Regions from separate parts of the Homo sapiens genome. Here region 1 is linked to region 2. A link is a loop called in an ENCODE intact Hi-C map of the cell type or tissue named here. Cell type or tissue: Calu3. All regions are shown on one strand. Links, peaks and the distances in the headings refer to the core of each region. The heading gives the core; the rest is flanking DNA. Region 1 overlaps LRRIQ1 (leucine rich repeats and IQ motif containing 1). Region 2 holds the start of ALX1 (ALX homeobox 1).

Region 1 (12,336 bases), core at 2,341-10,340, 210 kb before region 2:
GGTATCTCATTGTGATTTTGATTTGCATTTCTCTGATGGCCAGTGATGATGAACATTTTTTCATGTGTTTTTTGGCTGCATAAATGTCTTCTTTTGACAAGTGTCTTCATATCCTTCGCCTACTTTTTGATGGGGTTGTTTGTTTTTTTCTTGTGAGTTTGTTGGAGTTCATTGTAGATTCTGGATATTAGCCCTTTGTCAGATGAGTAGGTTGCAAACATTTTCTCCCATTCTGTAGGTTGCCTGTTCACTCTGATGGTAGTTTCTTTTGCTGTGCAGAAGCTCTTTAGTTTAATTAGATCCCATTTGTCAATTTTGGCTTTTGTTGCCATTGCTTTTGGTGTTTTAGACATGAAGTCCTTGCCCATGCCTATGTCCTGAATGGTATTGCCTAGGTTTTCTTCAAGATGGATTAAAGACTTAAATGTTAGACCTAAAACCATAAGCTCTGTATTTTCTATAAATTGAAGTTAGTTAAAAACGGTTTGATTAAGTTAAAAAGTAAGCTGCTTTGGCGGGAATTCTTCATAGGTGGTGTTCTGTGCTTTATATTTGATTGCATCCGCAGTCATACAGTATTTGACGATTTACTTTTAGTGATGCTACACTTGAGTGTTTGGTGTAGCTGATGATAGCCTAAACGCTCCATTATAAAGCTCGCCATCAACCTTTCATCTAATGTTCATCCGTTAATTAATATGACCTGGATCAATTAATGCAGCAGAGGATGTGATTTGTGAATTTTCTATTTGATCATTTCTTCCACAGCCTTTAAGCTGGAATTCTTTAATCAATTAGAACTATTTTGTTATCCTGAAATGGTTTGTAGCAGAATGACAGGGCTAAATGCTTACTATTGTATGGAGAAATTCTTAAAGTCTTAGTGACTCTAGTTACTTTCAGTGGTGCCAACTTGTTTTTTGTTTGTTTGTTTAGTTTGTTTTACTACTTGTTCTACCTTTCTCTCTCTCTCTCAATATTCTTATGAAAATATACATTTTTACAGCTCAGAATATTTCAGTCAGTTGCTCTGTTATTCGTTTTGATACTCTAATTGTTTTGTATTGTGAACTTGAATTGAGGATAGCAAATATGCTTTAGACTTATAGCTGTATTCATTTTTTCTTCCACTATATTCCTTGGTTTATGGCAACATTAATATAACCACGTGCCATATCTTATCCATAAAATAGCTTCAAAACAACAATGCCACTATTACTATTTATAATATAGCTTACTAATTTTAAGATTTATTTACATTTTTTGTCCTTGCACTATCCCAAACAGATATGATTAAAATAGTATGTTATAAAATCATTTGAAATAGTTTATCTTTGGGATTAGATTATAAATTGATAATTTAGTTTGCTAAATTAATTTGATAAATTAATTCACTTTTCCCATTTGATTGTGTTTAACTTTTATATGTAACACAGATTCATGATTCCAAGATGAAAACTACATTAAAAAAGCATACTCAAGATATTGTGCATTAGTCCATCCTTTTCACTCTTCTCTCGCATTTACTCTTATATGTGGAATTTTTGTATAATATGTACATATATAATACGTAAAACATATATATGTGTGCATCTATATATATGCACGTATCTAAGGAAATACATGTTATGTATGCTAATCCTCTCACAAAATGTAGCATATTTTAAGTACTGTTCTTTGTCTTGCTTTTTTTACTTAACAACATATTATGGAACTTATAATTATTTTTCCATAGCTACTTAATATTCTATTGTGTGAAATGAGCAGAGTTTTCCTATTTTTGCCTTGCTGATGGATATTGAATGGTTTCCAATCTTCCATATTACCATAATGAATATGACACCTATTTAATTTCATATTTGATCAGATATATCTTCAGGTTAATTTCCTGCAATTTGTATCAATGGGTCAAAAGATACCTATAATTAGGAAGATAGTGTCAGACTCCCTTTATATATATTGTGCCTATTCTCATGCTGCTGATAAAGACATAGCCGAGAATGGGTGATTTATAAAGGAAAGAGGTTTAATAGACTCACAGTTCCACACGGCTGGGGCCTCAAAATCATGGAGGAAGACAATGCAAGAGCAAAGGGATGTCTTACATGGTGGCAGGCCAAAGGGCTTGTGCAGGGGAACTCCCATTTTTAAAACCATCAGATCTTGTGAGACTTATTCACTACCACAAAAACAGTATGGAGGAAACTTCTCCCATGATTCAGTTATCTCCACCTGGCCTGCCCTTGACGTGTGGGGATTATTACAATTCAAGGTGAGATATGGGTGGGGACACAACCAAACCATATCATTGCCATTTAGTACTTTTACCACAAATGCATGGTAATACTAGTTTCTTGGCTTTTTCTTTTCTGTTTATTATGCTGTTCTTTTCTATTTTGAGTTAAATATTTCATACAATTATTTTTAAATTTTTTCAATCGTATTGACATACTTAAATCTATAGATTTTCCTCTGAGCAATGCTTATTCTGTAACTTGTGACATGTAGATATTTTCATCATTTTCATAATTTTAGGGTTTTTAAAAATGTTTTACCTTAGATTTAAAATTTCCATATAGAAAGGTCATTTTTTTTGGTGATTCTTTTCAGTTTTATTGCTTTATAGCCAGAGAATAATTTTTATGCTATTTCTGTTTTTGGAACTTATTTTGGCTGTCTTGCTAATCTAATATGTGGTCAATTTTCATGAATGTTTTAGGTGTACTTGAAAAGGAGGCAGGGTTTTTTATTATTGGGATAAAGAGTTTATTTTGCATGTGTAAGATCTACCTTACTGATAATTTTTTTAAAGGTGATCTGTTTGCTTGATTTACTTTGGACTGAGGAAGTTGCCTGTGAATTTGCTTGTTATTGATTTGTCGTTAATCAGCCTTTTTTTTTTTGGTAAATCCTTTGGTTTCTGTTTTGTGAATGTTACTGCCGTGCAATTTTATAAATGTCTTATCTTTTTCGTAAATTTTAGCTTTGACTATTATGTTTTTTTCATTCTCTCTTTAATGCCTTTGAAACTAAATTCTACCTTGTCCGATATGGTTTATTTTTATTTTTGTTTGCCTACCTGGCCATCTTTTTTATTTTTAACCTTTTGAATCAAGTTTAGACATTTATTTTTATACAGTATAGATTTAGGTTTTATTTTTTGCTCCAGGTTTAAATTTTTTTCTCATATAAGCTATAACCACTTGCATTTATTAATTCGTCTTATATATTTGGTCTTAATTCTGTCATCCTACTCAGGATATTCCTTCTTTCTGGAAGAAAAACTTGTTGACAATGCAGGGTTCTGCCATCACTTGGGCACCTCCACTTCTTACTTATCCCTGGCACAAGTCTGGATTCCAACTGGATTATGTTGGTCCTGGATACCTATTACCTCACTTACAAAAAATTCAGATTGTAATTTCCTTATCTCCCACTTATACTGGAATTGTAAGTTGTGTTTATTTTTTATTTTGTTACTCTTTATGGATTTCTAGAGGAGGTATGGGGAGGGTTGGATCTAGGCAGTCACCATCATCTCCTTTATTTTTTTAAATATAGGTAAAATATAGCTGTTTTCACAAAATAAGCTTTATTTTGCAAACATTTCAAGGCATACTTTTGAAAATATAACATATAACATGCTTTAATGTGTTTATTTGCCTGCGTTCTTGTGCTGCCTGCTTTGGATTACTATGACTTCTTCCATATGGAAATGCTGATAGTTTTGACACAAATATTTTTACTTTAAAATTTTAGTTTAAAATAATTTTGTTGTTGTTGGAGTGAAGGCAAGTGCATTGATAATGTATGTTACTATATTGGCACACACTGAAGCAAACTTTAAAAAGAAAAGAAAGGCTGTTTGTAAAAAAAGAAATGCTTGAATTCCCGTTTACTTCATTTTCATTGCCAGCAGTGCTGTACGAATTTTTTTGGTAAGTAGTGGATTTCCTGGCATAGGATATCAGCAAGATTTATGTGAAAACTGCCATAGTATTAATTGATAAACCTGAGATATCTCTGTGCATGCAGTACAGAGCAAACAAGGTAAAAGACTTCTTTGGTGTCTGTTGGGTACAATGAAAACACTGTATTTATTGAGTGTGAGAATAGTATACATGAGAAAGTAGATTTTCTGAAGAGCAGTTGGAGTCTGTTTTTCATCTTCAGGAAATGCTTAGAGATTCTGGTTGAGCTAAGTGAAAAGCATAGATTTTGTCTTTCAGTGATATATTGATGCTAAGAACTCTTATGAAGGGAGACAAAGATAGATTTGTGTTTGTAAGTTAGTGAGTTACTATTCCATGCTATAATATTTCTTAAGGAGGTGAAATAAAATTGGAAGCAATACCACAATATTTCACATTGGTAGTTTCAAGTTTAATTTGTTTCTAATTCTTACTGTGCTATAGTTATCACAGTAGTTAATATGTAATGTTAACTGTATTCTTTTTATTAGAAAATATTAATGTACATATTTATTTGGTTGATACTATTTGCATTTAAGTGAATGAGAATAGTGAATGTATCAATCTTTTTAAGGCAATTTATTTGAAATTAGTTATGAATGTTTTCCATTCTAATTAAACTATGCAATTGTAAAAACAAAAATATAACGTGAAATATTCATACCAGTTTTATTTTATTTTTTAATTTTTATTTTTGTGGGTACATGGTAGGTGTATATATTTATGGGATAATGTGATGTTTTGACATAGGCATGCAATGTGAAATAATCATATCATGGAAAATGGGGTATCTATCCCCTCAAAGATTTATCCTTTGTTTCTACAAACAAATTACAATCTTTTAGTTATATTAAAATGTAAAATTAAGTTATTATTAACTATCATGCTGTTGTGCTATCAGATAGTAGGTCTTATTCATTCATTCTGTTTTTTTTATATATATATACATTAAGCAAGCATCCCCAACTCCTCCCAGCCCCTTACTAACTTTCCCAGCTTCTGGTAACATCCTTCTACTCTCTATTTTATGACCAATTTTAAATAAGAAAATCTTTCATGTTGTCCTTTGTTTGAAATTTCCCATAAGTAAATTTAAGGCAAAATTGGTAAAACTGTGTTTTCTATATGAGATGTGGCAAAAAATATATTGAATGAATGTTGCCACATGATTGTTAAAGTTTATAAAATGGTTCATGGAAAACCTTTAGTCCTTTGAGTCAGTATTTTTCAGTTAGTTTTTAAAGTAAGAATAGCCAAAGCAAATGAAAAATGGGATTTATAACTTAAAATCTAGTTGTCTTTATTTCTCTTATTTTATGTTGAATTTCATTGACTTTCTAGCAGAAAATTTTGAAACTAAATTAATTTTGAATAAATCCATATTTGAAAAAAGTTATTTTTTACATTTTATTTACATAAAAATACAATTAAGTGTTATACAGTAATAGATAGCTTTCTTACCAATAGGTATTTAAGTGCTTTATACAAATTAACTCATTTGCTTTTCACATCACTGGCATGAGTTAGGTACTATTAAATATTTTCGGCTGGGCACAGTGGCTCACGCTTATAATCCTAGCACTTTGGGAGGCTGAAGAGGGAGGATCACTTAAGGCCAGGAGTTCAAGACCAAACTGGGCAACATAGTGGGGCCCTGCCTCTACAATTTTTTTTTATTAGCTAGGTGTATTAGGCCATTTATGCCTTCCTATAAAGAAATACCCAAGACTAGGTAAAAGAAAAGAGGTTTAATTGGCTCATGGTTCTGCAGGCTTTACAGGAAGCATGGTACTGACATCTGCTTGGCTTCTAGAGAGGCCTCAGGAAACTTACAATCATGGCAGGAGGCGAAGCTGGCGCAGGCAAGTTGCAAGCAAAAGCAGGAGCAAGGGAGACAGAATGTGGTGGTGGTGGGGATATTGCCATACACTTTTAAATAACCAGATCTTGTGAGAACTCTATCTCCAAGACAGCACCAAGCCCTGATGGATCCCCCCTACCCCAATCATGATCCAAACACCTCCCAGCAGGCCCCACCTCCAGCATTGAGGATTAGAATTCCACATGAGATCTGGACAGGGACAAATATCCAAACTGTATCACTGAGTATGGTGGCATGCTCCTGCATTCCCAGCTACTCGGGAGGCTGAGTTGAGAGGAACTCATGAGACTGCAGTGAACTGTGATCATGCCACTGCACTCCAGGCTGGGTGATAAAGAGAAACCTTGTCTCAAAAACAAAAAAAAAAATTCTGACCCCACCAGATAAGAAAACTGAGACACAAAGAAGTAAAGTAGATTATCTAAAATTACACAGCTAGTAAATGATAGAGACAGGATTTGAAACTCAGCAGTCTATCTCTAGTGCCTAATTTTTAAATTACCTTATTCTTCTATTCTTCTACTTTTTAAATAAATATACATTTCATAATTAAGATTACTACTATTTTTATACTACATTAAAACTCTTTATGCTGAACAAATGTAATGATTTTGACATTTTTTCAAAATAAATTTATTGAGTACCTATATGTATAAGCGCTTTTTCAGCACTGAAATATTTCTGGGGATGTAGCAATAAACAAAATAAATGATTATCTTGACTTTTTCCACACAAAACAAACGACTCTCTTGACTTTAATATCATAGTGATATACATTTTCTCTATATATATGGAATTGGAATAAGTTATTTCTTTTATTAAATATTGAATAAAAATAAAAATAAATATAATGTTAACATGTAAGAGTAAATGATCATTTTTATATTCTTGTTCATGATGTATCTGTTTCTGTTTAGGAAAACTTTAATCTGAAAAAATATTTCTTTAATTTAAGCAATATATTTGCCAATTTATAAATTTCACATCATATATTCCTAAAAATTATCATGTAAATAGTAGAGATACTAAGAGTTTTTTTCCTTCTTTATTTTCTAGATAATACTGCTTTCTGGAAAATTGCCCACTAGTATTGTAAATATGAAAGATATGGAAATAATTTAACATTTTCACATAGGCTTGATTGCTGTGTCGTGGCTCATAGTGCTTGGAATAATTCTTGCTTTCAAATATTGTCTTTGAATCATTGGGAGGAAAAATAAAGTAAGAACTCTAGACATTTTGCTTATAAGAATCTTTTTCACTATTACCTATTCAGTGATTTTTTTTTTTTTTGGAGTCCACTAGATGGTGCTAGCTTACTTGTTAGTTTTGAAGGGCAACACAATGCTTAGTGTAAAGCTGAAAGGGATCTTAGGTATCTCGCCAGTCTAGGCTGCTTAGTTTACAGATGAAAAAACACCCACATAGTTTTCATCTAACTCATGGCAGAGGTAGGGCTGGGATCCAAGTTTCCTGATTCCTGTTTCAGTATTACTCTTTCTATACAACATGTATAATCCTGAAGTACTTTTGCACTAAAATTAAAAAGTCTCAAGTGCAACTTTGTATATTTGTATGTGTGAATGAAAAACCATCAGACATGGCAATCAGTGAACAGCTGAAGGAGGTTGATCTTCAGTGAAAAACCTCCAGCCTAATTTAACATTTTTAATTTTGCTGTTCCTTACAGAATTTTCTCCCCTGTGGCAGGAATGTTTTATTAGACCATTGGCTCATTTCTGTGGGAAGAATTATTTGAAATAGATATTTGTAGAAAGTATGGCCAAAAGTTAATTTTGCCATGGGCATGAGCCCTTTGAAGAGTAAACACACTTGACTTAAGTTTTATTTTGTGAGATCTAGGAAACTTTAAAAGAGCTGTTAAAAGAATATATTTAACCAGTAAGCTAAACAATATTTAAGCAAGTCTTTATTTGTATTATATTTAAGTCCTTTGAAAAGGCTCTTTAATATTTTTGTGGCTATTGTTTGTTTTATTTTGAATAGGGCAGGGGAAGAAATATTGGATATTTTATCTGGGAAAGAATAATTTTCTTAGAGGTGTTAAGGAATTAATGGTATCCTAAGATAGGACTTGCTATAAGTTTATTTTACTCAGTTGTCAGCCTTTATTTGACATTAAAGAATTTGTAAAATTAGGACAGGCATGGTGGCTTACACCTGTAATCACAGCACATGGTGGCTTACACCTGTATTCACAGCACTTTGGGAGGCCAAGCTGGGCAGATGGCTTGAGCTCACGAGTTGGAGACCAGCCTGGGCAACATAGTGAGACCTCATTTCTACTAAAAATAAAAAAATAAAATAAACAAAAAATAAGCCAGGTGGGCTGGTGCATGCTTGTAGCTCCAGCTACTTGGGAGGCTGAGATGGGAGAATCACTTGAGCTTGGGGGATCAAGGCTGTAGTAAGCCGAGATCACACCAATGCACTCCAACCTGGGCACCAGAACGAGACCCTGTCTCAAAAAAAAAAAAAATTGATTAAAGACAAAGGGTAGCAACTTACTCTAACTTCATTTACATCTAGAACCCGCCCACCCCTTCCATCCAAGTGCATTTATGGAATCGATTACTGTTTAATCAGTTGTGAATAGAGTTTTTGGAATGTATATTAATATTGTTTCTCCTTTAATGTTTGACTCAAAATTCAGCCCTCTCTGAAGCCTTATTTGGTCACCACAAATTTATAGTTTTAAACTCCTTGTTTTATTAAGAATAATTATTGGGAAATAATAATAGCTATCATTTTTAGTAGCTATCTTGTGAAAATCCTGTATAATATTATTTTTAATCCTCATAATGAGGTGAAGTTACCCTCACTCTATAAATAAAAAAGCTAAAGCTCAGAGAAGTTAAGTCACTTGTCTACCTTCAAATAGCTAGTTTGGGAGTAGGCTTGTTTTTTACAACTCAGGACAGCCTACTTCAGAACCTATATATTTTTGTTATGCCACCTGCCTGTTGATTAAGTGTGGTACTGATAATATTAGCAATGACTTCATGATTATTGTAGTTCAATCTTTTTATTCTTATATATTTTTTTACTTTAAATGTTTTTGAGGGCATGCTATTTGGTGCCTGCAAATTTATAACTGTTACATGTTTCTGTTAAATTGACCAGTTTCATCATTTTAAAACGTCTCTTTTCATAGGTAGTAAAGCTTTCTGCTTTAGTCTTCTGTGTCTTATATAATTAAACGAGCTTTATTTTAGATGCAGGACTGTTTTACATTCTCAGAAATTATTGAGGACCTCTCTCAAATAACTTATTTGTATGGGTTATGTCTAGCAATATTGCCAAGTAGTCGAAAAAAAATTTTTTTACGTTTTATTAATTCATTTAGAATTTCAAATAATAAAACTTTTGGATTCACAAAAATTTTATAAATGTTAATTCTGTTTTCTAAACAAAGAGTTATACTGGGAAGAAGGGTGTTGTTACACATTTTTGTAAATCTCTTTAATGTCTGACTTAACACAAGACATCTGGGTTCTCATATTTGCCTCTGCAGTCAATTTGCTATAATATCACAAGTCATGTAGCCTCTGGAAAACTCCACTATACTCTCTTGACCAAATGAGAGTGAAAAACCAAATAGCATTTTGGAATTATTATGAAAGCAGTACTGACTTTACAGAATCTTTAAAAGCATCTCTGGGAGGTCTCTGGACCACACTTTGAGAACCACTAGTTTAGTGTTCACATGATGTATCTTTATCTTTTTTTTTTTTTTTTTTTTTTTGAGATGGAGTCTCACTCTGTCTCGGCTTACTGCAAGCTCCGCCTCCCGGGTTCAAGCAATTCTGTTGCCTCAGCCTCTTGGGTAGATGGGATATTACAGGCGCTCACCACCATGCCCGGCTAATTTTTTGTATTTTTAGTAGAGACGGGGTTTCACCATGTTGGCCAGACTGGTCTCGAACTCCTGACCTTGGGGTCCGCCTGCCTCCACCTCCCAAAGTGCTGGGATTACAGGTGTAAGAGCTGCCACCATGCCCAGCCTCTATCTTTTTACTTAAAATATGTCTACAAATTTTGTTTCCAGTTTGTCTCTTTTTTGTAACACGAAAATTTGTTGATTTTGTTATTGCTTTATCTGGACTGGCTTACAAACTCTAGCTTTGATTTGTAGCCATTAGTCCTTAGCAATTAATTAGTTATATCATTAATTTCATATAATCATTGATGTATTTGAGATTAAACCATCTTACTATTTTTTATTCTGTTCATTCTGCCTGCTTTTTTCTTTTTGCCCTTATTTGGTTTGACTGAGGTTTTAAATTATTTCATTTTTTCCTCTTATATTTACCAGCTACATATTATTTTTCTATTCTTTTAGGTTACTATAGAAAAGATGACTATACCAATGGTAGTATTATTATGTAATAATATAGTATAAACTTTCCATTGCTCTTTATTTTGTCTTTCATCTACAATGTTCCTTCTGCCCAAAGAATATCTATTAGTATTTCCTTTATTGTAGGTCTGCTGGTGATGAATTCTTCAGATATTATATGCTTAAGTATGTTTTTAATACACACGCGCACACACGTACCCACAAATACATATACGTACGTGTGTGTGTCTATTTGAGGTATAGACTTACCATTTGTATTGCAATTTTTGCATTGTAAATATATTTTATTGTATTCTAGCTTTCCTGGCTTAAGTTGATCCTTGAAATATAATTTTCTTTTTCCATTTTTGAGATTTTTTTCTTTGTCCATTTTGGTTACCTTAATATTCACTCTGTCTGAATTCATTGTGCCTCCTAAATCTGTGGCTCAGTGTCTGTATTCAATGTTGAAAAATTCCAAATACACATGTTTTTATGATTTAATATATGTTAACAGATATAATTATTATATGTAACAATATATATTTAATGTAATATAGAGGGCATAATATATTTAATGTCTTTTATATGAGATGTATGTCCTATACTTTTCTTATATATGTATATTTTTTATAATTATACTCAAAATTATTGTATATTTCATTTGTCTCCATGTATTTCTCTGGATATTTTCTTTTAACTCAATTTACAGTTTCCTAGTCCTTCAAGCACATCTAATATAATGTTCAATCTATCCATGAAAGTGTTGTTTGCAGTTGTTGTAGTTTTTGGTTTTAGAATTTTTACTTGTTTTTTTTTTTACTTGACATTCAATTTGCATTTTTATAGTATCTAGTATTCAGGTATTTAATTTTAACTTTTATTTAACGTGTTCAGCAAAGTTTTTTTATATTCTGTGTCTGGTAACTTCATTATCTGGATTTCCAGTGGGTAGTTTCTATTACTTGTTGTTTTTCTTTATTTTTGGTCACTTAGTGTTATTTTCTTGCTTATTTTTTATTATTTGGCAGACAGAGAATACTATGAAAAAATAAAATTGTGGAACCAATTAGAGGCTAGTATATTATTATTTTCCTCTAGAGGTCCTTAGTTTTTACTTAGGGCAATCTCTGTGTAGTTGAATCTATACATTGGTATTGAGATTATTTGAAGTTTAGCTTCAGGCCCTCAGAACCCTTTCTGTATTTGAATGATTCTTACTCTTAAGGGATAGTGCATGCTGATCCCAACCAAAAGTAAGGTAGGGGTTTCTTAGGTCTACTCTGATGAAGAGGGCCCTAGAAGCCAAATTGTGACCTCCTAGGTTTGTAAGCTTTCTTTCTGAGGATTACTAGATATCCTGAAAGATGTGATCTTCTCACTTTTGAATCTTAACCGTATGATTCGGTAGTACCATTTTAATCCTTTAATGTCTTGAGCAGATATGTTTATATAATTTTCAGTTTTTCTACTTCTCAACAGATGAACTGTCCTTCATTACCTAGTCCATTATTACTATAATCAGAAAGCTTGTGCAACATATTCTATTTCTCCTTCCTCTCCTCTGTTGTCTTCTTTTGGATTGGCTTTTTTTTTTGTCATTTCTTGTTTTATTCATGAATTCCTTTAGTAGCTATATACTTTATTAATTTAATGGTTACTGCAGAAATTAAAAGTACACACTTAATTTATCTCAAATTAATATCTTTACCTCCTGTTTCCTGACTTAAAGGTGTGTGTGTTGCAGGATTTTAAATGTATTTTTATTTAACTCCGCAAGGAAAACATAATGATTATTTTTATAAAGTTTAATTATATTTGCTGACATTTGTCATTTTTATGCCCTTTATTTCTTCTTCTTCTTTTTTTTTTTTTTTTTTTTGAGACAGTCTCACTCTGTTGCCTTGGCTGGAGTGCAGTGGTGGGGTCTCAGCTCATTGCAACCTGTGCCTCCCAGTTTCAGGCTATTGTGCCTCAGCCTCCTGAGTAGCTAGGACTATAGGTGTACACCACCAAGCCTGGCTAATTTTTTTGTATTTTTAGTAGAGAAGGGGTTTCACCATGTTGGCCAGGCTGGTCTCAAACTCCTGACCTCAAGTCATCTGCTCGCCTCGGCGTCCCAA
Region 2 (12,336 bases), core at 2,747-10,746:
CTTCACATTTACGTTGCATAATTCCAGTCCAAAGGAGAAATATCCATGATTTTGTCTCAGTTATCTTTACTGAGATTTTTCTTTAAGGAAGTCTTTCCCTGAAATGGGAAAGCTCAAGGAGTGAATACGCACGCACATCTTTTTGAAAATAAGCAGCCCTGTCTTTCAGACATACCTAGTAACTCAGCAGGAAAAAAATGTATTTAAATATATCGAGTAGAAGTTTAACAATTCACTTATCAAACAAAATAGTGGAAAAACGTTTTAGAGACATGATTAATAGTTTAATAGTGAAATACCAGTCTATGAATTGAATACAGTTTAACTTACTTATGCACTTCTATATGTGTCATAGAGGAAGTCTAGCGTTAACGGTCTTTATTATGTTCAGAACTTCCTGGAAAAATGACGACAGCCATAGAAAGAAATAAAGGTGACTAGATTATTGCAGATAAATTATTTTTAAAGTTTGGAATAAAATACATTTTATAGTAAAAGCAAACAATGTCTATTGTAATGTGCACACATATGCTAGATAAATCAAGATATTTGCACCAAGGTCAAGGAGTCATACTGTATTTTTACATTTAAATTGGATCCTTTAGGAGAACAGAAGTTTATTTCTCTCTCTTTTAAGAAAACACAACTGTGTGAAAAACTATTATTGAAACACATTGGTATTCAGAAACAAGTATCACTTTTTGAAAAAACAGAAGTTTATGAAACACCAAAACATTTAATAATATTATTACAATAAGTGTAAAAATTTAATTCATCATACTGGACAGCTTTGCAGCAGCATACTTTAAAGACTTACAACATTGATTAACATCTGTGTAATTTTTTTTAAAGGCAGAAACTTCAAAAATCTCACAAAGTTACACTTTTGTCTGTAGGTGTGTTTTCTGGAGTAGATGATGGTGGATTGGGCATATATTTTAAAGAAAAGCCTAAATATTTCTTTGTGTGTCCAAATATTTTTATTTTGATGAAAACCTCTTGAGCTGCTTTGATGCAAAATATATTTCAGTATCTGTTATGTCTGCAGAGCTGTGGGAAGGCTGAAGATGAAGGCAGGGAGGGAAAACAGCAGCAGAGCACACAAAAACACGAGGCCACCTGGCATCTTGCCATGCTACATGACATTCAATTATTTTAGTACTTTTTCATGAAAGTTTCTCTCCACCAGCTCCTCCCCTCTTCAGACCATTGCTCTTCTACATTTGGCATAGTTCGCCTGATTCAGCACACATTTTTTTCCTTGCTCTACTTACAATAAGCCTCAAACTCTCACTGCAAAAAGGAAGTGCTAAGACTAAAATCCTAGCAATCCTATCTTGACATTCCCACTATTAGTATGTAAGTGTGACATTTCTCTCAATAAGTCGAAATCAGAAGAAACTAGAGTGGTCTATACATTTATTCTACCACTGCTTTAATGCTGCATATGTAAATATTTTTTTCATTTCCCAAAACATATTTTCAAAGGGATGACTGGCTTTAAAAGCAGCTTTTAGTCTGTGAGGTTTTTTTTTTCTTTTTTAGTAAAATGAGTCAAGATGCCTTAACCTGCGAATCCTTTATCTGAATTTTACTTTCTAATAAAGCACTACTTTGGGGGTGGGGGAGGGTCAAATACTCATTTCAATGGACTTTCTAATAATTTTAACTTCTTTGATTATTTTAATTCTAGGCTCTAAATGGGAACTAAAAAAAAAATACTTTAAAAATATCCCAAATCACTGTTTGGGAGAGCTGCCACCTAACAACAACAACAAACTGGTCGCAGGAATAATATTAGATGTCACTTCAAATGGTAGCATCAGTCATCTTTATCTTCACAAAATAGCTTCCCCCTCTCTGTTAGGATCCCATGGTGCCAGAGGAATGATCAAGTTTGCTCCAACACATCTCAATTACTAGAGGAGAAAGTTTTTCAGAGAGGCTGAGACTTGAATCTGTAATAGCCTTGTTAACCCTCATTATTCCTCCTGATCCCCGCCCTACACCTCACCCACAGGCACTGCTCCTCATCCCCATCAAGAAGATGTGAAGAAGCATCAATACGCAGTGAAGATCCAAAAGTGCTGAAATCCTAGGATGTCCTAAATTCTGTTAGGTTTTAAAAGAAATCAATGACTCCCCACCTCTGTTGCTCTCCTACCTCCTCTCTCACCCCACCACTTCCTGCAAGTGTTAGTGCCCATCGAGAAAGTTCAGATCTGAAGGAAGTAAATCAGAAAAGGATGCACAGCAGCTTATTCTAGTTAGATATCTTGACTGACATAAAAGAAGGAAAGCTGAATCCTGGGTTTATATCCTGAATATGGAAAAAGATGAACAATACTCTCAAAGGCAAAATAAGTGGGTAAAGAAGAAAACTGATGCCTGGGGTTGATGGGCTGAGGCCCCAGGAGATAAAACCCCAACTAGAACCTGACCTAATAAACTGGATCATATATATATACATATATATATACATATATATATGTATATATATATGTATATGTATGTGTGTGTATATATATATATGTATATGGCGAGCTGATTACCCCTCAGAACACACTTGCCCCTGAGGCCTGGGCCAAGCTGACTTGCTGGAATTGAGGAGGACTTTTAAAAGCTGTGGTGGTAGGAGCCAAGCTGGATCTGGACGGCTGAAAGCATTTATCAAAGTACTGTGGCCAATTTCCAAGAAGGCTATCCTAAAAGCATTGGTGGAAAAAGCCCAGGTAGATCTCAGGGAAAGTGAGACCATCTCCAATGTAATTTCTTCTCCCTTCTTGTGACTTTTAGAAATTATTGAATTATTATTGTTTTGATTAGTATTATTTTCAATGTATTATTAATGCCCCTATCTCTAGAGCTGTGTCATAACCATAAACTCCATCTCAACCTCTCAAAATTCATGTAATGCAGCTGTTGGCAACCAAATACCCAGCTTCTTGCCAAAAACTGCAGATTAAACATTCGTTATGGGAGTTTGCCATTAGCTGTTTCCTCTGTTATGGGCACATGTGGTTACATGTCACAAAACACACGGGATTCTGTGTAGTATATTTGAGTTTCCAGGGAGCTCCAGGGATATTATGTTGGTTTGGTGACACCTTACACCCCACCCCTTCAACCATTACCATCAAAAGTGAGTTTTGGTAATGGGGCAGAAACGGGTTTACTAGACAGCTCTTGTCCTTGGCTACGCTGTACTTTTCTCTATGAGTTGGACCTTTATTGGCATACAAGTATCCTAGAACTTGTATCACATGTCTTTCATTTAAAAGACACGTAATGTTTTTCCGGAAATTTAGGGCTTTTAAGACATATATTTATAAACAAGCTGACAGAGCTCTACAAGATAACTTGGTTGATAACTAGTTTGTATATTTCCTCAAGTCAGCAATAGGTGTTGTTGTTGCTGCTGTGAATTTTTGTAAAACATATTAAACGACCATTTTCTTATCTTTCCCGTGTTTAGTAGAGAAAGTCAGACTTTCAGGATACCTGAAAATAAGAAGGTACCGAAGGGGATAGGAAAGAATCGAAAATGGCTAACCCAACAGGAGTGAGTGAATAACGCAACACTCAACGTTTCCACAAGGCTGCCCGGGGGCCCGCTGGAAAGTGTCCAAAGAACGCAGAGCTGAGGCTACTGCTCACGCAAGGTCGGGATGCTACAGGACACTTTAAGAAGAGCGTTTCAATGGCTTCTTCCGACACCTCACTCTCTCCCCCTGGGCCTGACCTCAGAATGCCAGGTTGTCTGGTTTGGAGTTCCTGCGGCCCGACGCAGCCTGGCTTCCTGCTGAAGCTCAGTCCCTAGTGCTTTTCTTTGACCTTGCTCCCCTGAAATTTAACAATCTGCAGTTGGTTCTTGCAGCACTGCTCTGGAGAGAGTAATAATAATACAGCAGAAGCTAGTTAGTCCCAGGAATAGTGTCCACTTGCCTGAATCTGAGTGCGCGCTCAAGGCCACACTGAGCGCTGCGCCATGTGAACTAAGCTTGTGCGCCTCCTTGGGAGAACAGTCTGGGTTGGACTTTGGCCGGGCGAGCAAGGCTGCTGCTGCCAGCTGATCTGCTCGGGATCCGCCGGTCGGATCTGGGTGCTTAAGGCCGACCCTGCCTTTCGCGCAACGCTAAGGAGCAGCTCCGGGGTGCACAGCCCTCCCTGATTGTTACTCTCTGGCTGAGGCCTGGTCAGGTCTCGAAGAAGGTCTCACCAAAGAGGCGTGGGTCAGCTAAGACCCCCGCAGAAGGTGGAAACTCTCAAACCCATCAGCATGCCCACCACAGCTGGGCTTGGCCTCACCATCCTCAGAGTCCGGGCTGCTCGGCCTGCCCGAGGCCTCACCATAATTGCCAGACTTGTCTGGGGAAACGCGACGGCCGCTGTGAGTGCCAGTGTTGACAAAGGCTGTGTCAGGACGTCTAAGCAGAGGCCTACCTGGACCAAAACCTGTCTGGCTTATTTTCACCAAATTTGCTAGCTTAGGGTGCCTGACGCAAATGCGATTTTGTGCCCAGGGCACCGAACGCATTTCCCCCAAGCGCCGCGGGCTCCTAGGAAGCCAAGAGTCGTGCCAAAAGTCACACAGAAGGGCTTTCAACCTAGCAGTGCTGTCCTGCCTGCCCTACCATCCCCTCTGGTGGAAATGGAGGCCTTGGACCTGTCCGCGCCCAGGACGCCGCGCCGCGAGTGCCCGCAGCTCCGCGCGCTCACCACTCACTCCCAGAGCGCTTTTCGGAGTAACTCCACAGCAACTCTTTAAAATTAAAAGTAATTTCTGTAAAAATATGCAGACATTCCTCTTCTTCATAAACCCCTATTTGTAACAATCCTCACTTTGGCATTAGAGTAAAAGCCTTTCAAAGGCACTGATCCTAACGGGTTTTCTTAAAATAATTTGGGTCTAATGATAAAATCGTGGACCAAAGGGAAGGGTGGCGAAGAGGGTGTAGGGAATTGGTTGGCATTAGTATAATGGCTTCATTGCCTCTTGCTCGGCTTCTCTCTCCCACCCATCGCCACCGCGTCCACACTCCGCCGCATTCCAGAGAAAAAGAAAAGGCCACGGCCTCGTAAAGCTCCCAGCTGGCCCGGACCCCGAGCTCCTCCCGGTTAGAAGCCGAAGCGGCCCCTCTACTACGGCGGCTGCGATTAACAGTTGCCAATGCATCTGGTTCCTTGGGCTTCGGATTAATGTGAATCTTCCACGTAAACGATTTACGGATGAAATAAAAGCCTTTTAGAGCAATATTTCCTTTCAAGTTCTTAAGACGCCTCTAAATCTTTCTGGTAGTGAGTGGCCGGCATGGGGGCGGGGTGGGGACGGGTGGCTCAGGAAGGCGCAGGCAGTAGGGAGTGGAGGTTTAACTGCTTTGCGATCTCACCAAGATCTTCCGAAATGCCAGTCCACTGTCACGGCGGCAATGAATCTGGGTGTCAGGGGCTCGTCTCTCCTGGCATTTGTCTGAAATGGAGCTGTCTGTCTGTCTATCCTAGGCCTGGACGCCCTCTGCCCGGGTAAGTGGGGAAAATGGGGGTGGGGTAGGGGCGGAGGGGGACCTGGGGTGGAGTTAGTCGCCCGCCTATTTTCATATTCATTAGAACTGGGAGGCTGCCCGAGGAGGCCAGCTGAGTTTCAAGATATAAAAGCAACTTCGGGTGCTCCTTTTCCAGCCGGGACGTATTAAAGGGACCGGAGCGGGGCAGTTCCCGACGCCGCAGCGCTCGCTTTCCCTTCCCTCCTCTCTGGCCCTCCCTCCTCCCACCCACTGGCTCCCTCCCCCAGCGCTCTCCAGTTTCTGTGCCCCAGGAGCTACGCGACAGTCTTCCAGGATTATGGAGTTTCTGAGCGAGAAGTTTGCCCTCAAGAGCCCTCCGAGTAAAAACAGTGACTTTTACATGGGCGCAGGAGGTCCTCTGGAGCACGTTATGGAGACGCTGGACAATGAGTCCTTTTACAGCAAAGCGTCTGCAGGCAAATGCGTGCAGGCCTTCGGACCCCTGCCCCGCGCCGAGCATCACGTGCGCTTGGAGAGGACCTCGCCCTGTCAGGACAGCAGCGGTGAGTCGCTAGCGCCCCAGCCGGAGCCGCCGCAGCCCTTCCGCAATCGAAAATGCAGGATCGGTCTGATCAGGCAGGGAGGGAGAAAGGAGAAAAGTGGGAGCGAGGGACCTGGAAGGTGGAGGAAGGTAGTGGAAGGTGCTCGCTTTATGAAGCGGTGTTACTGCTGCTGCAGCCTTTGGGGGCGGAGGGCGGAGGGAGGGAGAGATCCAGCACCGGGTTGCCTCTGAGCGATTCTCCTTTCGCTGTAGGGTCTGGTCGCCTACGGATCCCTGAGTCCTTCTGTAATATTGGTTCCTGGAGTAAACTGATAGGGCGCTAAATAGAGCGTAATTGAGTCAAGACAGAACGCTTCCTCTGCGAGCCCGCCTTGCAGTCCGGGCGGTAGGAACTGAAATCGATCACAGCTCGTTAGAGTACGTCACTGTCGTCACGAGTAGGGAAAAAAAAACCGGAAAACAAAAACAAAAAACAAAAAACCCTTTGAGCTCCTTTAGGTAAAGATAAATCTTTTTAATTTTCCAAGACGTGGCGATATATTTTCAAAGTTTGAGGATCCCTAGATTTCTAGCGTGTGTGAATTTGTAATTTCTGCTTTTTTTTGCGTTTGCAATACAACACGCGTTGAATGTTTGTTAAACACTAAAGCACACTAAATAGCTTCGGGCAAACCATCCCCGGCCTAATCACTCATTCCCAGATTCTACGTTTTGTATTTTTATGACTTCACATTAAAAGTCACCTAAGGAGTCTTTGGAATGCTTCTGGGTGAAATCTTCAACTTTGAATGCCCAAGTATCTCCAAGTCAAAATGTTATCAAAACAAACCATCTATCTTTTCTATCTTGTAACCTAATACTAACCTATTATTTCAGATCGCGACAGCTAAAGCACGTTTACAATTCCAAGAGAACTTCTCCTTATCATTGTATATATTCCACAGTTAAGCTATAAGGGGCGGGTTGCTTTAAAATAACAAACGAATTAAGTGTGAAATATTTACAACAAGCCCCCTGCCCCCTATTTTATAGAAATTCAAAATCTGACAAAACACTGGCCTGTAGAAGCTCATTTTCTAAATATTTTGAACACAAGTTTTTTTCTTTTATTAATCTCATATTTAACTAATTTTATTTAACGTTGCAAGTAACTTTTGACTAAGGGTAAATCAAAAATAAAGGTGCAAATGATAGAGAAAATAATCAGCTAAGTCGTTTCAGTCATTTATTTAGAAAGATTCGAGCGTATACTTTTTGTTATTCTTACACTGAGTTGTTGGTTTTCTGGCTGCGTTTCAGACCTGGTATCTGTATTTGTGGAATTCTTAGGTGCATGCCTAACGTTATTTGAATTGACAGGTCTTTCTTTAATGATTCTGCAATGTCTTGTATTGACTCTGGATGGACTTGATCATAATATTTTATTTTGAATAGTCGAGAATCCAAAATAAGAGACATAATTGATGCGTTATCAACTTTTAAACAAATATCACACTATTAAGATGAATTATAACAAAGAAGTGTTAAGGAAGATGAACATAGGCAGTCATCCGCTTAATTTAGGAGAGATCCTGTCTTTCTCTTGAGATGCCCTTAGCCTCTCTGATGCTTCCCCTCCCCCATCCCTAATTGCTGCAGTTCCCCCTTTAATTTTGCCCAAGGAGATAGAACCGTTTGTTAATCAGTCATGGCTCTTCTTTATATTTGGTTTAACATCACATCTTCGTTTGCATGAAAACCGTTAATTTAAAAAATTTGTTATATATATATATAGACAAATTATAGTTGTATATATTTATGGGGTACAAAGTAATGTTAAGTTTTTTTAATGCAATGTGGAATGATTAAATTACGTTAATTGGCCATCACCTCAAATATTTGACATTTTTTATTATGAGAACATTTTTGAGAGTTACTCCGTTAGTGACATTGAAATGCACAGTACTCAATTATTAGCTATTGAAGTTATATGCGCATTAAACTTGAATATATTTGTATAATGATGAAAAGAGTTGTAAAAATACATTATGGGGGTAATTTTAAAAAAAGAAACAAATGAAAAAAGTATGATCATCTATTGGAAATTATTATTCTGGCTGGTTTGACTTTACTTTTTAAAAAGTGCTTCCCATTTCACTATGTGCATCCATTGCATTTGTGGGTGTTTGGCATTATATGATATATCTTTGTTTTATATCACACTGCAAGCATGCAATCAAATCTGAAGAAAATTACTGAAATTAAACATCCCTTAACAGAATGCCAGATGTCATGCTCTGTAATGTTTTAATAGCTGTTTTAATTTCTGTGTTTCAGCAGAGAAAATAGAAAAGTTTTCAATCCCAAAACTTATCTAACTAGCTAAGCAGAAATATGAAATGTTTTAAAAAGAACTGCGTAAGTTTTTAGGTAAAAAAAAAAAATGCTGCTTAAATCTAATTTCCGATAGAAAGCGTATTCAAAATTTGGCATGAAATTTATTTTGTCAATTTAGTAGATTATTTTTGAAGAAAAAGTGTAAATGCAGACATGGATATAAAGTTGAAATATTCAAAATTTAGTGGAAATAATGTCACATCTGAAATCTATCATCAGTACGTTTTACGTGGAGGAGGATAATAACTTTCAGATATTAGTACAGAGGTATTATTTAAGATTAAAATATATTTTCTGAGCCACATTAGTAGCTTGGTTTTATCTGCTGTGAATAAAACACATGACATTAAATTTGCTTCAGTTTTCAAAAATCATGGACACTTAAAGTTTCTTTCATGAAACACCCAGATCATCTTTTAATTCGAGTACATGAATTTAAGTAAAAAACATGTGCATAAACTTATAAATCCTGTAAAATAGAACTGCGGATTTTGGCAGATCATAGCAGTTGCATGAACACATTTTAAAATGGTATTTAAACCTGTCCTACAATGAATTAAGTATAGAAATGTGGTAATTGAATTAATACTAGCACAATAAATTATTAATAGGCCAATTTCTTGATACTCTCAATTACTTCTACTTATTGATTTAATTGAGATGAGTTTCACAATCCTGAGAACTGTTGTTTTTCCTCCTCTGGGTACAGTGAACTATGGGATCACTAAAGTAGAAGGACAGCCCCTTCACACCGAACTGAATAGAGCTATGGACAACTGTAACAGTCTCCGAATGTCTCCCGTGAAAGGGATGCAAGAGAAGGGAGAGCTGGATGAACTTGGGGATAAATGTGATAGCAATGTATCCAGCAGTAAGAAACGGAGGCACCGAACCACCTTCACCAGTTTGCAGCTAGAGGAGCTGGAGAAAGTCTTTCAGAAAACTCATTACCCGGATGTGTATGTCAGAGAACAGCTTGCTCTGAGGACAGAGCTCACTGAGGCCAGGGTCCAGGTAGGAGCCAAAAAGAGGCCTTGATGGATGGGATAGGAAAATAAATGGTGTTAGAATAATTGAATAAGTGCATTTTGCCACAAAGAAACAAACTGATTCCCTAGCTGAAGATGAGAAACGGAGTAATATATATGAATATATGTCTACTAAAATTATTTTTTAATTGCAAAAATTTTGACAACTCACGCAATATGTAAAACAAAAGAACACAAGTTATTACAGAGACATAAAAATTAACAATCATTCAAACATAACAATATGATAATATATCTCTGATTTTCAAAAGCAGTTTTTAAAGGATGAAAAGCAGAATCATGACTATTTAGTAATTGGTATATTTATTTGTTTTTTTTTTTTCGGTTTTATTAGCCACTAAGGTTCTTTTTTAGATTATATATCAGGTATTTGTAAATTATTTGTATAATAGCCCATACATCTAGAAATTTCTAGATTTGGAGGCATAATAAAAAAAAAAACAATCCCACAAATTCCCAATTGTTATGTATACCATGGAATGTTTTCACTATGGATAATTAAAAACAAGATCAAATAGTGCTCATTTACAATTTTATAGTCCTAGTAGTTGTCAACATGTAAATATTCCATTATAATGGTTAAAGTCTAGATAAATCATATGAATTTTGCATAGGCAATAAAAATAATGGCTTTAAAGTAAATTTTTGTGTATACTCAATTATGTTTATAAGATATATTCTAGTTATTAAATTGGATGATCCAATATGCTTAATTTTTAAAAATAATTTGAGAAAGAAAAATCATACCAGGTAAAATTTTACCTCTTAGGAGTACTTTATTTTGACTACATTTGATATTCTTAAACTATATTTTACTAGTTTCCAAGTAGTAAGAGTTTAAAATGCAACAATAATTCAGGATAATGGCCTTGGTCTTTGTGTGTGTTCTGACTCCTCTACAAAAGTATTGATTTTTGCAATTCCCATAAACTGCTAAAATGGGGGAATGAATAAAATAGTGAAAATTTTTGTTCTAAATCGAGTAACGGTATTTCTTCTTAAAATTGTAAGGCTCTTACATCATTAGAGACAACATCTGGTGGCACACGGATAACAAGCAGCAGATTTTTACTTGAGTTTGTGGAAGCAAATGGTTACTTTATCTTGGTTCAGGAAGTAAATATGTAGAAAGTTCATGCTAACAAAGAATTTTAGAATTGTCGAGTATTAACACCCGCTGTGTAAGTTTGAGATTTTTGTCTTTGTCTATATTTAAATTAGTTATACTTGTAACCATAAACAAATATGTTTGCACACAGAGTGACCAACTGTACATAATGCATCTTTTCCCCTTAACATTCACCAAGTCTTGATTAATTTTTGTCTGAGAACATGCACAGAGAGCCAACTTGAACTTAATTTACTCAGGTCGTTCTCTTTCCTGCTTTGCACATAAGAGTGGTAACTATTACTCATTTTAAGGAAATTGTCAAGTTCTTTTTGTCAATGGAAAAAAAAATAAAACCCAAAAACGTATTACTAAATTCCCTTAGTGTGTTCCTGGGGCTCATCTGCGGAGACAGCAAGAAAATTTGATTTGTTTTTTGTTGTTGTTGATGTCTTGAGCCTTGGCATAATGGATAATATGCATTTATCAGCAGTGTACTAAAACTATAATGAACATGTAGCTCTCTGGCTCATTTCAATTGCTGAAAACTCTGCAAAGTGCCATCTTAAATTTGTAATGTGTACTAAAAAATTAAACTGAGTATTAATATGTTGCCATAATGGTGAAGGTAAAGATATACAAGATTAGAATTGAGTATGAAAAAGAGTGAAAATTTCAAGTAAACTTCAACAAAAGGCTTTTACAACTTGCATTTTTTATATTTGATTTCTAGCCTTTTTCCTAAATATTTTATATTCTGAACATAATTGTGTGAAGAAGACTAGATTCCCAAAAGCTACTCCTATAATGTTCATTTAAAAACATCCAAGTATATATATTGAATATAATCTTCTGCATCTCCCTTTAATATTAAAGTGAAGATATTGGAATATTACAGGTATGAATTAATGAATATCCAACCTGCTGAGGAAGATGGTTCTTATAATAAATACTTCTAATAGGTAATTAGAGAAATTGTGGAAGATAGCTTAGTGACCTTAGCTGCCACAGTAACTGATAGACTTTCTTGACACTTGGTTCTATCTGCCCTATTTCTTATATTATTTCCATTACCTGTGCTTTAAATTAGAGAAATTACGTAAAGATATCCGAGCATTTTCATAAGGGAAAATAAGTTGCATAATGTATGTAATAAGCACATTCACGTATTTTAAAACCATAGTTCAACTTTAGATGATTCCTTTTTACCTATAATTCTTGTCATGCTTATTATAATATGTAATCTCATTTTTTCCTATTTCTAGATAATCATGATGTTCCTGCTGCTGCCATATATTTAGGTGTAATCTTTATGTTTAAAATTTTAAAAGATTATGTAGGTATGAGCACAACTGAGAAGAGCTTTCACTTTTGTGATATATTTTAAAGATAAGTTTTAATAGACTCAGATATTAATTTGCTTATAGATTGACTGAGTTTACGTTACGGCATATACATCTTCCAGACTTGCAGCATTCTCTTAAAGGAGACTTATCCATGACAATGTGGAGATATATGGAGTATTCAGGATCATATAATCTAATTGCTTTTTGTTTTCCATAAATGAGAAAACAGAGGCTCAGACGTATCAGATGTATTTCCCGAAAGTCTCCTGCCTCTTTCTATTAAATTATTTTGTCTCATGGGAAAATCACTTACCACATCAAGATACAAGAAAAAGTAAAATCTGTGGATCCTTTTCTAACATAAATACATTTCTTTTTACGTAATTTTTTT

The links. Peaks named below come from ENCODE experiments on the same cell type or tissue, not always from the same donor. Only the 100,000 strongest peaks of a DNase experiment are listed, where the experiment ranks them.
Region 1: it touches region 2 in a loop (3-fold over the local background); 2 of 110 quality-filtered maps call a loop at or near these places.

The regions. Positions count from the first base shown.
Region 1 is chr12:85,069,649-85,081,984 of GRCh38, forward strand. It overlaps LRRIQ1 (leucine rich repeats and IQ motif containing 1), which reads left to right. Exons shown (of 27, transcript NM_001079910.2): 11 at 3,259-3,450. Among named protein-coding and RNA genes, the nearest start is that of LRRIQ1, 39 kb to the left of the region's middle. In Calu3, for the core only: CTCF peaks have their summits at 7,175 (motif pointing right) and 7,384; a DNase peak (open chromatin) is centred at 7,283.
Region 2 is chr12:85,274,421-85,286,756 of GRCh38, forward strand. ALX1 (ALX homeobox 1) reads left to right here and starts at 5,800. Exons shown (of 4, transcript NM_006982.3): 1 at 5,800-6,067; 2 at 9,152-9,456. The coding sequence starts at 5,842. RefSeq lists a silencer at 5,891-6,185. In Calu3, for the core only: no CTCF peak of the experiment used is centred there; a DNase peak (open chromatin) is centred at 6,111.